Linked DNA regions of Homo sapiens: region 1 is linked to region 2. A link is a loop called in an ENCODE intact Hi-C map of the cell type or tissue named here. Cell type or tissue: heart right ventricle. All regions are shown on one strand. Links, peaks and the distances in the headings refer to the core of each region. The heading gives the core; the rest is flanking DNA.

What was found. Hi-C counts contacts between places; a loop is a spot of excess contacts. Peaks named below come from ENCODE experiments on the same cell type or tissue, not always from the same donor. Only the 100,000 strongest peaks of a DNase experiment are listed, where the experiment ranks them.
Region 1: it touches region 2 in a loop (2.1-fold over the local background); 6 of 110 quality-filtered maps call a loop at or near these places.

What each region holds. Positions count from the first base shown.
Region 1 is chr11:69,965,182-69,972,372 of GRCh38, reverse strand. It overlaps a transcript of ANO1 not described here. Among named protein-coding and RNA genes, the nearest start is that of LINC02753, 97 kb to the left of the region's middle. RefSeq lists enhancers at 5,257-6,040, 6,825-7,191. In heart right ventricle, for the core only: no CTCF peak of the experiment used is centred there; a DNase peak (open chromatin) is centred at 3,809; H3K27ac peaks cover 1,555 bases; H3K27me3 peaks cover 1,813 bases.
Region 2 is chr11:70,075,630-70,082,820 of GRCh38, reverse strand. It overlaps ANO1 (anoctamin 1), which reads right to left and starts at 4,504. Exons shown (of 26, transcript NM_018043.7): 1 at 4,107-4,504. The coding sequence starts at 4,214. In heart right ventricle, for the core only: a CTCF peak has its summit at 4,197; no DNase peak of the experiment used is centred there; H3K4me3 peaks cover 3,408 bases; H3K27ac peaks cover 4,136 bases; H3K27me3 peaks cover 3,742 bases.

The DNA of each region.
Region 1 (7,191 bases), core at 1,118-6,117, 110 kb after region 2:
GGACTGAAAAGTGTGTCCTCGAGTGACTGGGCACTCATTTCAAAGACAGTCTAGCCACACACGGCTCATACTGTACATTTTAGGCTGAGATAACGCCGGCATTTTCAACAGTAGCCTGTTGGTCAATGCCCTGGCATACTGGTTTCTCTGATTTCACCTTCACTTTTTTTTTTTTTTTTTTTTTTTGAGACGGAGTCTTGCTCTGTCATGAAGGCTAGAGTGCAGTAGCATGATCTTGGCTCACTACAACCTCTGCCTCCTGGGTTCAAGCGATTTCCGGCTAATTTTTGTATTATTTATTTATTTATTTTTTTAGTAGAGCCGGGGTTTCGCCATATTGGGCAGGCTGGTCTCAAACTTTTGACCTCAAGGGATCCACCCGCCTGGGCCTCTCAAAGTGCTGAGATTACAGGTGTGAGCCACCGCGCCCAGCCTCGCTTTCACTTTTCTTTGCAATGGGAGTCATTTCTGTCATCTCACAGACTGAAGCAGTCAGTGTCTGTTTTGTTCTCTGCAAAGTAGGTAAGGATGGGATAAGAGTCACCTTTCCGGCAGTCGTGAAGGTGAGAGTTACATAAACACACGGGGAGGACACCCCTACTGGGTGTCAAAGCTCATCCAGCATTAGCCACAGGCCTCCCCGGGCCTGGAGCTCTGAAAGTGAGGGTGAGCTTTGATTCTCTCACTTGGCCTCCTCCGACAGCCCCAGTCCATGGTCTGGGAAGGAAGACAGGGAGGCAGCCAGTGAGGAAAAGTCTGAGTATCTAAAAAACAAAAACAAAACAAACAAGAAGGAAGGGAGGAGGAGGAGGAGTAAAAAGAAAAAGAAAAAATGAAAAGTTTTTTTCTTAGAAACTTTTTAGAAGTTTCTCTTTTTTAAAGAAGAGAGCAAAAGCAAGTGGCCTCTATACAAATTCAACCTGTTAAAACACCAGCCATCATTCAGCTGCTCAGCAAACACACAGACCACGTGCCAGGCACAGTTCTAGGATACAGCAGAGAACAGAACACACAAAACTCTCTGTCCTAGCAGAGCTTCAAATCTAGAAAGCTCCATGAGGCAAATTGTGTGGAACATAGAATCACACGTGGTCTAGGCTGGAGAGGACCCAGAGACCATGGGGACCAACTCTCCCCTTTTACAGATGAGGAAACTGAGACTCAGAGGGAAGAAGTGAAACCCCAGGTCTCCAGCTAGTTGGTGCCCCCCCAGCACAGGGACTAGGAATTCTGTCCTGAACCTGTGTCACAGACTGACAGTTCTCCTCCCCACCCCCAATATTTATTCTTGGCCTTTTTCTCAGTAAGAGATTGCCTAGTTTTTACCTGACATGTGACAACCCAGAACAAAAACTGCATGTCCTGTTCTCTGCAGCCAGGTGTGGCCATGGACTAAGTTCAGGCCAGGGGGCAGCTTCCAAGAAGGGAGAGTGCCTCTCTTTGCCCTTTCTGTTTCCTGCTGGCTGGAACGCATATGTGATGACTTGAGCCCAAGCAGCCATCTTGGGCCACAAGGTGGATATCCGTGCTGAGCATGGGAGGGCGGCCTGAGAGAACACAGGGTGTCCGATGACTGCATGAGGCCCCTACCAGCCTTGGGATCCTGGAATGCCCACCTCTTGACTTGTTTTCTGTTAGAGAAATTAACTTCCACCCTTTTAAAGGTGGCATTTCTGCCTCTCACTGCAGAATCAATGGAGGCCTTCCCTGGGTCCCCACTCCCTGCGAGGCCACATTTGAACTCCTCCCTTATCATGACAGACATGAAAAAACAGCCCCAGAGAAGGGGAGTGACCTTCCCGAGGTCACAGAGTTCCCCTTATGTAAACATTTCGCTTCAGACCTGTGTGAAGTTGTTGCTAAAGCAAACAGCCCCTGCCTCCCGCGTGCTGGTCGGGACCACAGTTCACGAACCTTTCCTAACATGACATTCCCAGGAGGACTGATCGATGGGGCTGGTGGCACTTGGAAAGTGAACACCACGGTGCTGTCAGCTCAGCTCTGGGCTCCGGGGGCTGCTGTTCCCCGTGGGTCTGAGAAAACCCTTCCCTTGAGGCCAAGGCTGGGGCTGGGACCGAAGCACAGTGCCTGGGCTCTCTGCAGCCGTGCGCACTGTGGCCGCGGGGTTCTGCTCGGGCTTCTGATGTGGAGCCTCACCTCTTTGGGGTCTCCTCGGGAGAAAGAACTTCCCCCAGCCTTCCCTCCTTTGCCCTCCCCTTCCTCTCTTCCTGTTTGTCTGCATTTCCTGTTAGCAGGGATTCTCTCTGAAGCTCTGAGAACACGTCACCCTCACCCCTGCAATTGCATGGCAATTCCCCTCTCACACCGGGGAACCCCCTTTCTGATTGATGGGGAGGGACACAGTTCATCCTGGCCATGCTCCTGCATCCAGGTCTCTCTTTCGTTTTGTTTGTTTGTTTGTTTTTTGAGATGAGTCTCACTCTGTTGTCCAGGCTGGAGTGCAGTGGCATGATCTCAGCTCACTGCAACCTCTGCCCCCCAGGTTCAAGCGATTCTCCTGCCTCAGCCTCCTAAGTAGCTGGGACTACAGGTGCCCACCACCACGCCTGGCTAATTTTTGTATTTTTAGTAAAGACGGGGTTTCACCATATTGGCCAGGCTGTTCTCGAACTCCTGACCTTGTGATCCACCCGCCTCGGCCTCCCAAAGTGCTGGGATTACAGGTGTGAGCCACCGTGCCTGGCCGCATCCGGGTCTCTTGAGGCTCCCAGACTGCCTCTTTCTCTTTACCCTGCGACCCGGCAGCCGCATTTCACAACTTCTCTTGGCAGGAGAGATGCACTTTCCCAGGAGAGCTGGATGCTCAGGTTCCTAGTCTAAAGAGAGACGGGGGCAGTAGCCAGAGATAGAAGCCTCTTCCATCTCCAGCGTCAGACCGTGAACATCACCAGAGAAAGCACAGCCGCTTGACTCCAGTCCTTCCAGGAGTCTCATTCCCATTTTTCCAGAAGAGAGAGCTGAGTGCAGAGAGACTCCCCAGATTTGCCCCAGGTCAGTCCCAGCACCAGGATCCAGCCACACCTCAGACCAGATCATGTAGTTCTCCTACCACCCTTCTCAGCCTCTGCCCTAGGAGGAAGGCTACCCATGGCTCCGAAGGAGATTCCCTGGGGCTTTGGGGACAGCAGGAGAAGGGGCACGGCTTTCCACCGGCAGCTGTGCACCCCGGCCCCTATGAGGGACCCTCCCGTGGCCCTGCAGCCCTTGCAGTCCCGTGGCTGTCTAACATCCTGAAGGGGATCCCACTTCCATTCAGGCAGCAGCCACCAAGAAAGACCACGGCTGGCTTCATTTACACTAGAGTGTGACTGACTGCCACATATCTAACTGCTCCTCTCTGGAGAGGCTGGAGCTGTAATCCAGGCTCTGAGAACCTAGAGGTTAGTGACAAAGGAGTGAAGACTGGAGGGTGCAGCTTCCAACAGTGCAACAAAGGGTCCTGCCAGGGCTCCCTCAAGGGACAACCCTGTGCTGCCAGCACATACTGAAGGCTAGGTCCAAAGTCCGCGGGCTGTGTAGTTGGCATAAGAGTACCATTCCCTGCTGCTCCTGGACAGAAATCCTGTCCACGAAAGAGAGGTGGAGGCTGGCCTCTGAGCCCCCTCTGCCCTTGGAGGTCCAAGTGCTCATGCCCTCTAGGTGTGAGTGGCTCAGACCAGCTGGGAAGGGACCCTGCCTGAGGAATGACAGAGCGATGCCACCGCATCCCTGCATCTCAGCAGGGCCATCGGGGGCCACCGAGGAAGAAACGGGTCCTCGAACAATCTCAGTTCAGGGATCACAGAACTTTGGCAGCACGCCGGAGTCATTCGAGGGCTCCTTGGTAAACATTTTATTGCTTAATTCACATTCCTCCTCCCTCTGTCTTGACTCTCCGACACGTCGAGAACAAACCAAAAATAAAAATCCGTTCTTTTCCAGCGAATTTGCTCATTTTTGCAAATGCTCACCCTGTCTGCCTCTGCCTTTGGAACTTGCTTCCAAAGGAGGCCAGAGGGCCCCAGAGGCAGAGGGTCATCCCTGGGGGTCGTTCCTGCTTTGGCCCAAGGGGTCTCTGGGAAGGCAGCTCCCCACCCACCACCACCCCTGGCTCAGGCCTCTCTCAGGGAGGCACCAAGAATGGCCTCCTCCTCCTGCTTTGTACTACAGGAGAGGACGTTCCAGCCAGTGTTCCCGAGTTCCCACAGGGCCAGGGGAAGGTGGTCAGCTTCCTCACTTGCTCATCCATTCATTCATTCACTCGATAAACCTTGGGATGAAGGATGGGGCTGGTCGGATAGATATAGTGGACCCCAAAGTCTCCCTGCCCACCCCTGATGCCAGGAAGGCCCTCAGACACCCCACCTCCACTGAGCAGGAGTCCCTGTAAGACAAGATCAATGCGAGACACAGCAGGCCCAGCAGCCACTCCATGAGTGTTGCTGAAAATGGAATCTCTCATCCAACAGGGACCCAGGCCCAGAGAGGGGAGTGAACTACCCAAGGCCACACAGGTAGAACAGGGCAGGCCTCGGGCTAGGACTCTGAATTCTCAGCCCCTCTTTTCAATGTCTCCTTTCTCTGCACAGAAGACTCTGCAGAGGGACATCCAGGGTTACTCACAGCCCTCACCGGACCAGTTGTGTGGCCCTCGGGCAGGTGACTGGATTTCTCCAGGCCTCAGCTTTACTCTTGTGTAAACGGGGGCCGTGACAGCATTTAGCAGGTGCCAGGCCCTGTGCTCAGAGCCCTTGACATGTTTTCATTTATGCACTTTCCCTACTCCAGAGTCCTCTGGGGTGGATGGCATTATCAGCCCCGCTTACTGATGGGTAAACTAAGGCAGAGACAGGCCAGGCAACTGGCTCTGGGTGGCCCAGCTCATGAAGAAGAAGTCTGAGATGGAATGCGGGGGCCTGGCCCCAAAGCCTTGAGTCACCACCAGCATCGGACCAACCTCCTAGGACCTGATGAAGCTCAGGTGCATCATGGCTGAAGGCTACGCTCAGAGCCTGATGCTAGCTAACGTGCGATACCGGCGCTCAGAGCCTGATGCTAGCTAATGTGCGATACAGGCGCTCGGAGCCTGATGCTAGCTAACGTGCAATACAGGCGCTCGGAACCTGATGCTAGCTAACGTGTGATACGGGCGCTCGGAGCCTGATGCTAGCTAACGTGCGATACGGGCGCTCAGAGCCTGATGCTAGCTAACGTGCGATACAGACAGCGTGTGGTTCTCCAGGGAGCTGGTGGACTGTGCCCTCAGGGGACATTGGGCAATGTCTGGAGACATTTTTAGGTTGTCACAACAGAGGGTAGGGGTGCACTGGCCTCTACTGCGTGGAGGCCAGGGATGCTGTAAACATTTCCCAGTGCCCAGAACACCCCTAAGATGAAGAATTGTCCCCCTGCAGGGTCACCAGTACTGAGGCTGAGCAGCTCTAGGGTTTGTGATCATTGTTCTCAGGAGGGGTTGTTTGCCACCCTAGAAGGTGCTTGCATCAACTCACCCACTGTCAGGCCCTGCCCACCTTGGGGGCACCTCTCTTGCCCTCAATCAACTGGGCAGGGTGGGACACTGCTTAGAAGTCTGCTCTCTGGGTCCTCCCCATGCTCTCTGCAGGGTCCCAGGGGGCAGGCTGGGTGTTCTGCCTAGGCAGGGTTGACAGCAAGTGATGCTCTCCTTGTCCCCTGCCTCTCACCCCAACGCCCCAACCCCATCCTTACCTGCCAGCAGAGGGTCCAGCGCTGTCTCCTCCATCGCCAGCTCTTCCATCGCTCTTTCCTCCATCCCACTCGCCTCCCACATGCCGGCCTCGGGCTTCCCAGTGGCAGGTCCGAATGCCAGGGCCACCCCACCCGGCGACGCAGCACCTCCACTGCTGGAATCTCAGGTGAGGTGGCGTGGCGGGGGCTGGACCCAGGCTGCTCCCAAATTTTGCAAGTGGGATTTGCAAAATGAGTCAGCAGGGCAAGAAGGCTGAAAACCAGGTGGCAGGTGTGGGTTAATCATTACCCCGTAGACACTTCCCCTGGATGCCAATAGACCCCTGAGGGCAGGGCCTCCTCCAGCCACGCCCATGGTCATGGGTGTCCCATGATCATTTAGCTGTGGACAGCCAGGGTCAGTGCCCAAGGATCCTCTCTCCCTCCAGGGTATGGCTTCAGCTTTGAAAAGCCACGGTTGCAGGTGGCCCTGTTTCACAGCCTGCATTAACCCCCTGAGCAGCGACTTCCATTGCGGGGCCACCCTGAGTGCCTCCTTTGTTTCCCAAGCAGTGTCAGGTGCTTAACCTCCTTTTTTTTTGGATATTCTCACCAACCCTGCCCTGAGGAGCTGTATATCTCCATCTCATGAAGCAGCGTGGCAGGGCCTGGGGAGGGGCCTGGGGAGGGGCCTGGGGTAGGGCCCCGGGAGGGGCTGTGTGTAGCAGCAGAGCTGGTTAGGAGCGAGGAAGAAAACACGTCAGGGCAAGTTCTTTCTTTCCTTGGGGTCTCTGTTTCCTCAACGGATACACGGGGGTCACAGCTGCACATGCTTTGCAGGGCTGTCTTGAGGATTAAATGAGGTAACGAGAGTAGAATGCTGAGCATGGGGTCCCAGCACACAGTAGGTGCTCAAAAAATGTTGGCTGATTTTCATGTCATGGGGTTGTGTCCAGCAGGCCAGGAATCCTGGCCTGGTTTGCTTGCTGATGGTCAGCACGTGGCCGGTACTGGGTGAATTTCTGTTGGATGAATGATGATGCCCAAGGTCTGTGCAGGCCAGAGGCTTGCCCCGGGTGGGTCTCACGTCCAGTGATGTGCTCCTTTAAGAAGTCACACTGGGGGCTGGGCGCAGTGGCTCACACCTGTAATCCCAGCACTTTGAGAGGCCGACGCTGGGGGATCACCTGAGGTTTGAGACCAGCCTGACCAACATGGTGAAATCCCGTCTCTACCAAAAATGCAAAGTTGACCAGTTGTGGTAGTGCGTGCCTGTAATCCCAGCTACTGGGGAGGCTGAGGTAGGAATCACTTGAACCTGGGAGGTGGAGGTTGCAGTGAGTGGAGATGCTGCCACTGCACTCCAGCCTGGGTGAAAAGAGCGAAACTCCATCTCAAAAAAAAAAAAAAAAAGTCACACTGGGTCCCTGGTATTATTGGTCATCTGGGAAGGTACATTGCCCTTCTTTCGGGCGGTGGGTTTAA
Region 2 (7,191 bases), core at 1,541-6,540:
GCAAGGACCAGTGCGTGTGACTTTATGGTGCCCTTCCACGGAGCAGTGGAGTGGGTGCCTTTCTTGTGTAGAACGGGACAAAAAGGCAAAGATGTAATTGCAGTGGGAGGGATGTGGGTGAGACTTTGTGCATAACTTCCAAATTCGAAGGCCTGGGAAAGCTTCAGAACATTTCTGTTTCTGTATTCTTAAGAAAGGGGCAAGCAACCCCTCGGTGCACCTTTGCTGAGGGTAAGGAGTTTCTTATTCATCTTTTCTTTTGAGACGAATTCTTGCTCTGTCGCCTAGGCTGGAGCGCAGTGGTGCGATCTTGGCTCACTGCAACCTCCACCTTTTGGGTTCAAGCAATTCTTGTGCCTCTGCCTCCCAAGTAGCTGGGATTACAGGTGCATACCACCATGCCTGGTTAATGTTCATAATTTTAGTAGAGACTTGGGTTTCACTATGTTGGCCAGGCTGGTCTTGAACTCTTGACCTTAGGTGATCCACCAGCCTCGGCCTCCCAAGGTGCTGGATTTAGAGGTGTGAGCCATGGCACCCAGCCCTCTTATTCATCTTTTTGATGGTTAGCACTGAATATGTGGTTGCTGAATGAATGAATGAATGCAGGCATGTGTGAATGAACAACAGAGGCTGGGTCTTGTATACTGTGGCTGGCTGTGGCCATCAGATCCAAGGATACAGAAGCTGAGACCCAGGCAGGCCAGCAACTTAAACACCACAACCCCCAACTGGGAGCCTCAGTTTTCTCATCTGTGAGATGCCGACAAAGACATCTGGACTTAGGTCACAGGATTCTTGTGGGGATAAAATGTGATCGATGATCTGAAGGTATTTTGAAGACTTCCTTCTGCATAACTGAGGGAGGTACTCCTGGAAGGTGCCTCCCTAAGGAAGATAGGAATATGGTGGAAGAGAAATACTTCCCTGAGGCCACATGGGAAAATGTGAAGGACAAAGGTTCCCTTCACAGCAGGAGTGTCCTGGAAGACCTGTCCCAGGCGCCATGAATGGCAGCCTATATCTGGTCCACACCTGCCTCTATGAACCCCTTCCTCAAACTCCAACAAAAGGGCAGAAGGGGGAAAGCAATCCTATGTCCTTTAACCTTTAATACTGTCCTGGGACTCTGGGCTCTGGTTTCTTCCGCTGGTCTCTGGAGTTGGTACTCCAGGAACTGAATTCATATCCATATGAAATATCTTGATCACTCAAGGGAATCTACAATGTTCACTTTCTCTGAAAATGGGCTAAATGAAATCAGTGGCCTGTAAAATTTCTTTTGGTTTTGAGACTCTTCAAATTATAGTTAAGAAGGGAACATCAGTTTTAAACTTCCTTTGTCTTCTAAAAAAATTTTAAAACCAGGTCACTACATATCAATGTACGATTATGGGGCACGTTCCATAATCTACAAGCAGATCATCTCCCACAGCAGATAAGCCAGGAAATACTGGGCAGATACCAGCAAATCAGGTATCTCTGGAGTGTCTGGGCTTGTTTGGGGCACACAGATCCCAGACCATGGACAACCACCAGTTTCAAGGAAGAAAGTAGAAACACTCAAAGATTAACAGAGGGAAATGGAAACAAATTGCATTCAACCTGGCCTCTGGCTTTCAAGTCATTTCTTCTTATATCTCTGCACAGAAACAATGAAGTCATTTCCACCCTTGAACTTGGGAATGAAGAGAGGCAAAAGTCACAGGCTGGGAACCGCAGCCTGAATTGGATGAACTTATCTTGTGGTTGACTTGTGCATGTATGAGTTTCACACCTGAGAACAGGATAGGAACTTTTGAAATGCAGCCCACGCCCTCTGGCCCTCGTGTGTACAGAGCCGCCTTCGTTGGGTGACTCAGGGTAATGACTGAGCAACAACTGTTGGCTTGAGTGGTGCCGGGGATGCCCTGGGAGGCTCTCCCTGCCATGCTGCCTGCCCTGCACCAACAGGCCCCTGCTCCATGGCTGCAGCCTCCAGCCTGTCTGGCCATCTACCGGCAGATGCTGCTCCCAGGGTCTGCCTCCCACAGCGCGCGCCTCTGATTCAGCCTTCCAAGCTCACAAAACAAAGTATGTGTAACGGAAGTGTTGTGTGGAACCCAGGAGCTGATGGTCTCATCTGGGCCCAGCTGCCTCTTTGCAGACTTTATGGCCTTCACCTGGGTTTGCAGGAGGCAGATAGTTTCTGGGTCTGGATAAGCAATGGGTCCTGGAACAAAAACTCTAGAGACCGGGGGCTATTCATGACAGGCTCCATTTCTTATTGAACATTCAGTTCACCATCAGGTCTTGTCTAGTCTACCCCCAGAGCATCCATTTCTCCATCACCTTGGCCACCACTACCATCCCCTGGCTCCTGGCTGGTACCTCCATGGTCCCACCTTTGGGACTTTGAGTATGCAATGTTTTTGAAAGACTCAGTCCCTACCCATTATGGGTAGAATTAGCTCCTTCTCCAGAATGTTTATTCTTCAGGCAGGCTTTCTGCAGCTACCTGGTCTGTGTCCTGGGCCCTTCCTAACTGTCCTCCCAGCTGATGGGTGACTTGGAGCTGGTCACCTGCCCCTCTGGGCCTCAGTCTCCTTGCCTGTAGCAATAGCACCTACCTCACACGTTGTGAGAGTTCAATGAGCTAAGACACAGCACTGGCCCAGCACTATGGAATAGTCCCTGTCACTGCCGTGGATAACGGGTAACGTTCCATCACCATTTCTTAAGTAAGCTCCAGATGGGCGGAGCCTTCCCTGTCTCATTCTTTGAGGGTGCCCAGGGGCCAGCATGGCCTGGCACATGGCTTTGATCAAATGGCAATCCCTGAGCTCCTCCGGCCAGTCCTGTGAGTCACAGGTAGACTCCCTCTCCATCTACACCTGTTCCCAGTGCTCCTGGCAGCTCTGTGCAATCTCATTTCCTGAAGAGATGCCCCCAGGCCACCCCCCTCCACTGTGACCCAAGGGGTGCAAGGCCTGACCAAGGCCAGAGTCCCTGCTGTCGCTGGAACAGAGACTCAAAGCAGGAGCTTTGCTCCCGCTTCATTCCCTGCCTCTCTGTGAGCTCCAGAGACTAGAGGGACAGGCCAGGGCCATCCTCATCCTGCTTGAAGCAGCCCTGCTGGGCCTGACGCCTGGGGAGGGGCTTTGATGGGGTCTGCATGGGAAGAAGGTAGAAGGGAGCTTCTGTCCTTAGGTCCCACAAATTGCTGCTGAGAGCTTCCCTCACCCCAAGAGGAGATAGCCAGTCCCAGCCCTGTCCTATCCTCTTCCGGCAAACTTTGTCCTTCAAGCCAAACCCTTCCTGGGAGAATTCTGCCCCCCTCTCTAAAACATAGGGTTACCTAGACCTCTGGGTCTGGCCCTGGGGAGGGTGGTGGGGATATTGGGGACCTCAGGATGGGGTCCCCAACTTACATGACTGGCTTCCAACCAGTGCCCCCACCTGAACCAGGCCTGGGCGCCCAGGGGAGACAGGGGCGAGGGTAGAAAGCAATCTCCAATGATTGACACCCTGGGCTTTGAGAGTTTCGGTGCCAATGCCAGGGTACCAGGCCCAGTGCCCTGGGCACAATATGCGTTTCTGGCAAGTGAGGACTCGGGACTCTGGCCCCAGAGGATAGTGAAGCAGTGGGGCCTGGCAGTTACCATCATCGTGGAGTGGCGACCAACTTGGCCTTCACCCAAGACCCCCACCATCACCCTCACCCTGGCTGCCCCAACAGGTACCCCTGGCCGCGAGCCAGGAAGGGAAGGTCCCATCCAGGGCGCCAGCCGTGAGCTCTTGGTTGGGCTCCGAGCTGCAGCCCCGGGTGAGGCGGCTTCGGGGCCGCAGAGCTCCGAGGCCGGGCCATGCCTGGGGGCCCGGCGCTGCGCTGGGCGGAGTGGGCGCCGCGCTCGGAACGCTCAGAGCGCAGGCGGGGCGCACGCACTTGGCCAGGGCCGGCGCGCCCTTCCCGGCACGCACGTGCGCGGGTGGGCGCCGCGAACCCTGCGCGGAGGGTGCGGCCCCCGCCCTGGGGTCCCAGGAGGCCCTGCCGCCGCCCGGTTCCCGCCCTCGCCAAGGCGCAGGTGCGCGGCCCTCCCGCCCGGGTCGCGGCCGCCCGCACTCACCGTGCCCTCGGACGGCAGGTAGCCGATGTCCTCGATGGCGCAGATGTTGATGATGTGGACGCTGCGGTCCTCGGCCGGGAGCGTCGAGTACTTCTCGTTGACCCTCATCGTGGCCGCCTGTGCGCTGGGACCGCCGGGCGGCGCGCCCTCCCCATCCACGGCCCCGGCGGCCTCTGCGGGCGGAGACCGCAGCGTTCGCGGCGCGCTCGCAGGGGGCCGGGCCTCCCCGCGCCCAGGCCCGCCGGGGACGTGGCCGCCTCCCGCTCCGCCCGCCGCCCTGGCCCGCCCGGCCCGCGCGCTCGATGCGGGGGGCGCCTGAGCCTCTCGGGGCCGATCGCGCCGCCACCCGGCTGCTGGTCCCGCGGGCCGGCCCGCGCCTGGTCAGGAACTTGGACGCCAGCCGGCCCGCCTTTGCCTTAAAGATATAAGCGCTCTCCGCCCGCCTATGGCAGGGGCGGTGGCCGCGCCGGTCAGATTTTCCGTAGAAATTTAAACACAGGAAGAAAAAGTATTCCATTCCTGCGGGCCCCTCCAAGTTTTATTTTTATCCAGGGAAAGTGCCCCTTTGGATTTTTGAGGGTTTTCATACCGGGTGTGAAAGGGGGGAACTTTCAATAGCCCCACCTGAAATAAAGTCCCCGAGTGGCAGGCGCTTCTGTGGCGCGTCACCTCCGCCTCCGGGGGGAGTGAAGCTTCTGAGATTGGAGTCTGGATCTCTGCCCCTTTCCCTCCACCCTGGCAAACTCCTGCTGTCACTCAGCACTCACCTCCTCCGGGGAGCTTGCCTGGTTCCTGCCGACCCGCCCCCTCCAGCTGCCCGCGCTCCTGGGGGAGTCTCTCCCGGGGCAGTCATCTCCCTGGAGCCCACTGATGTTACCGGTGCCCCCGAGTTTACGGAGTGCTTAGTGTTCTGTGCCCAGGTGCGTGCAGCGTCCCTGATGTAGGGCGTGAGTGTGTATCATCTCATTTAACCCCGCACCTGCAAGGTTGGAATGCGGGTCCTCATTTTGCAGAGGACACTCAGGCTTAGGAGGGCCAAGGACCAGTCCGCATCCTCTGAGGTGGGGCGGGGCTCCTGCAGAGCTTTCCCCACTGCTGGGCAAGGCTGTCCTGCTTTCTGGAGGGGCGGAGCGGGGGGGATGGTGGCTTTGATCTCTCTTACCCCCGGACCTAGCAGGGGTCTGGCACACTGCAGATCTTCAAGTCTTCTTCCCCTAAGGAGAATAAGGCAGGTCCCCAGGGGACGACCATACTCAGGTTAAGCCCCAGGGGCCATGCTGGCCACCACATCCAGTGGAAATAAAGTGTCCCTCTGCCTCTCACATCCTATGAGTTCTTCACGGTGTGCATCAGATAGCACCTCCTGCAGGAAGTCCTGCTGGATTCTCCCCTACTGTCCCCTTCCCACCCAAATATGCAGGCCTTCCTGTCTATCCAAAGAACCTGCCTGAACCCCAACTAGCACTTCATTTATTCCGTCTCATTTTACAGTGGGTTGTCTACCAGGTTCACACAGCCGATGCTCAATAATTGCTTGTTAAATGGCCACTGGGGAACATTCAAGGCCTACAGAAGTGATTAGAAAATTGTCTTTAAAGGCCACGATGTCGTCAGCGTGCCATGGTTCCAAGCATGGAACCTGGAGTCAGCTAGGATAGGGTTGGAGAGAAGGGGTGGGGTCTAGCTCCAGCTCTGGCACCTTCCAGCCTTGTGACCTTGTGCCAGCCTCCTTGGCCTCAGAGCCTCCTGGGCCTCAGAGCCTCTGCCTTCTCATGGGAGTTTTAAGCGTGCCTGAAGCTGCCAGGCTTAGCAATGGTGACTGTTGTCACTACTAATGTCATCTTGTCATGACCTACCCTTTCCTGGTGCCTCAGTGAGACTCTCCCATTTAGGCACAAGTCTGTGACTTCCTTGAACTTGGGGCGGTGCAGGAAGGCTATTTGGTTCTCAGGCTGGTGGTGCCAACGGGCACTGAGTGGCCCTAAAGGACCCTTTGTCTGCACCTTGGACAGCGAGAGAGGGTTTGGAGAAGTGCCCCAGGCTGGCCAAATCCATGCCAGGAACAGTGCTCCACAGCCTCTGCTCCTTAAAAGTTCAAGTGTCCAGGGCTGGGAGAATCCCACACGCATGTACAGAGGATTATGTAACTCCATCCACTTATCTTTGTTGGTAAACAACCAACATTGTGTAATACTAATGTACTGTCTTTTCAAATTTGTGTTCGAGTGCCAACAGACCTTCCAGAGCTCTATGAGGTGCAGTTTGCATGAAAAAAAAAAAAGAGTAAAAATATACTTGGCCAAATCTGGACACACTGGTGCTCCCAAAGGTTTGGGAAGTGACATTTCTGGCCTGAGAGGGCTCTGGGGCTTGGGGGCTGCCTGCTGGGGGGCCATCTCCTAGGCAAGGTGGCCCCACCTTCTCCCCAACAGCACCCCTTGCGGCTTTACTCAAGAAACAGTGCTTAACCTCTAGTTTCTGTGATTTATACTGTAGCCAGGCTCAGGGCATCTGCTTGCCTGTAAGACTCCACTTTCTTTGCTATTGCCACTATGTTTCTTTTTTTCTCTCCAGTATCCCCACATTCTGTTTCCTCTCGCCCCTTCCCCAAGTCTTCCCAGGTGGACAGTGTGGACATGCCACAGCAAGGGCAGAGGAAATGCAGCGTGGCCTCTGTGCAGCAAGGGCCAGAGAGGACCAGTTCTGCCTCCAGGCCTCTCGTGGCCTTCGCCGGGGGTTCGTGGGTCTAGGGATTTCAGGGACCGACACAAAGTAAAAACAATAGCCCCCCAAAATAGGAGCGGGAAAAGAATTCCTGTAGCTGGAGATATCTCCCAAGCCAGGACAAGTTTACAGGGTCCTTTTTGTTCCATAGATGGTTCTCTTCTCTGGTTCCCTGTCCCCGCCTGTGTCCTATGGGTCACTTTGCTGGGATTCTCTCTCCACTCCAGTCACTAACTGCTTATACGTGGGGGCTCTCCATAAACTGTTGCACCCAGTTTTCTTTTTGTCTCAGTGATTTTTATCACTAAAACCCCACAGGGACAGATTTTGTGGGCAGGATTAATTCCCTGCTCATGAATTA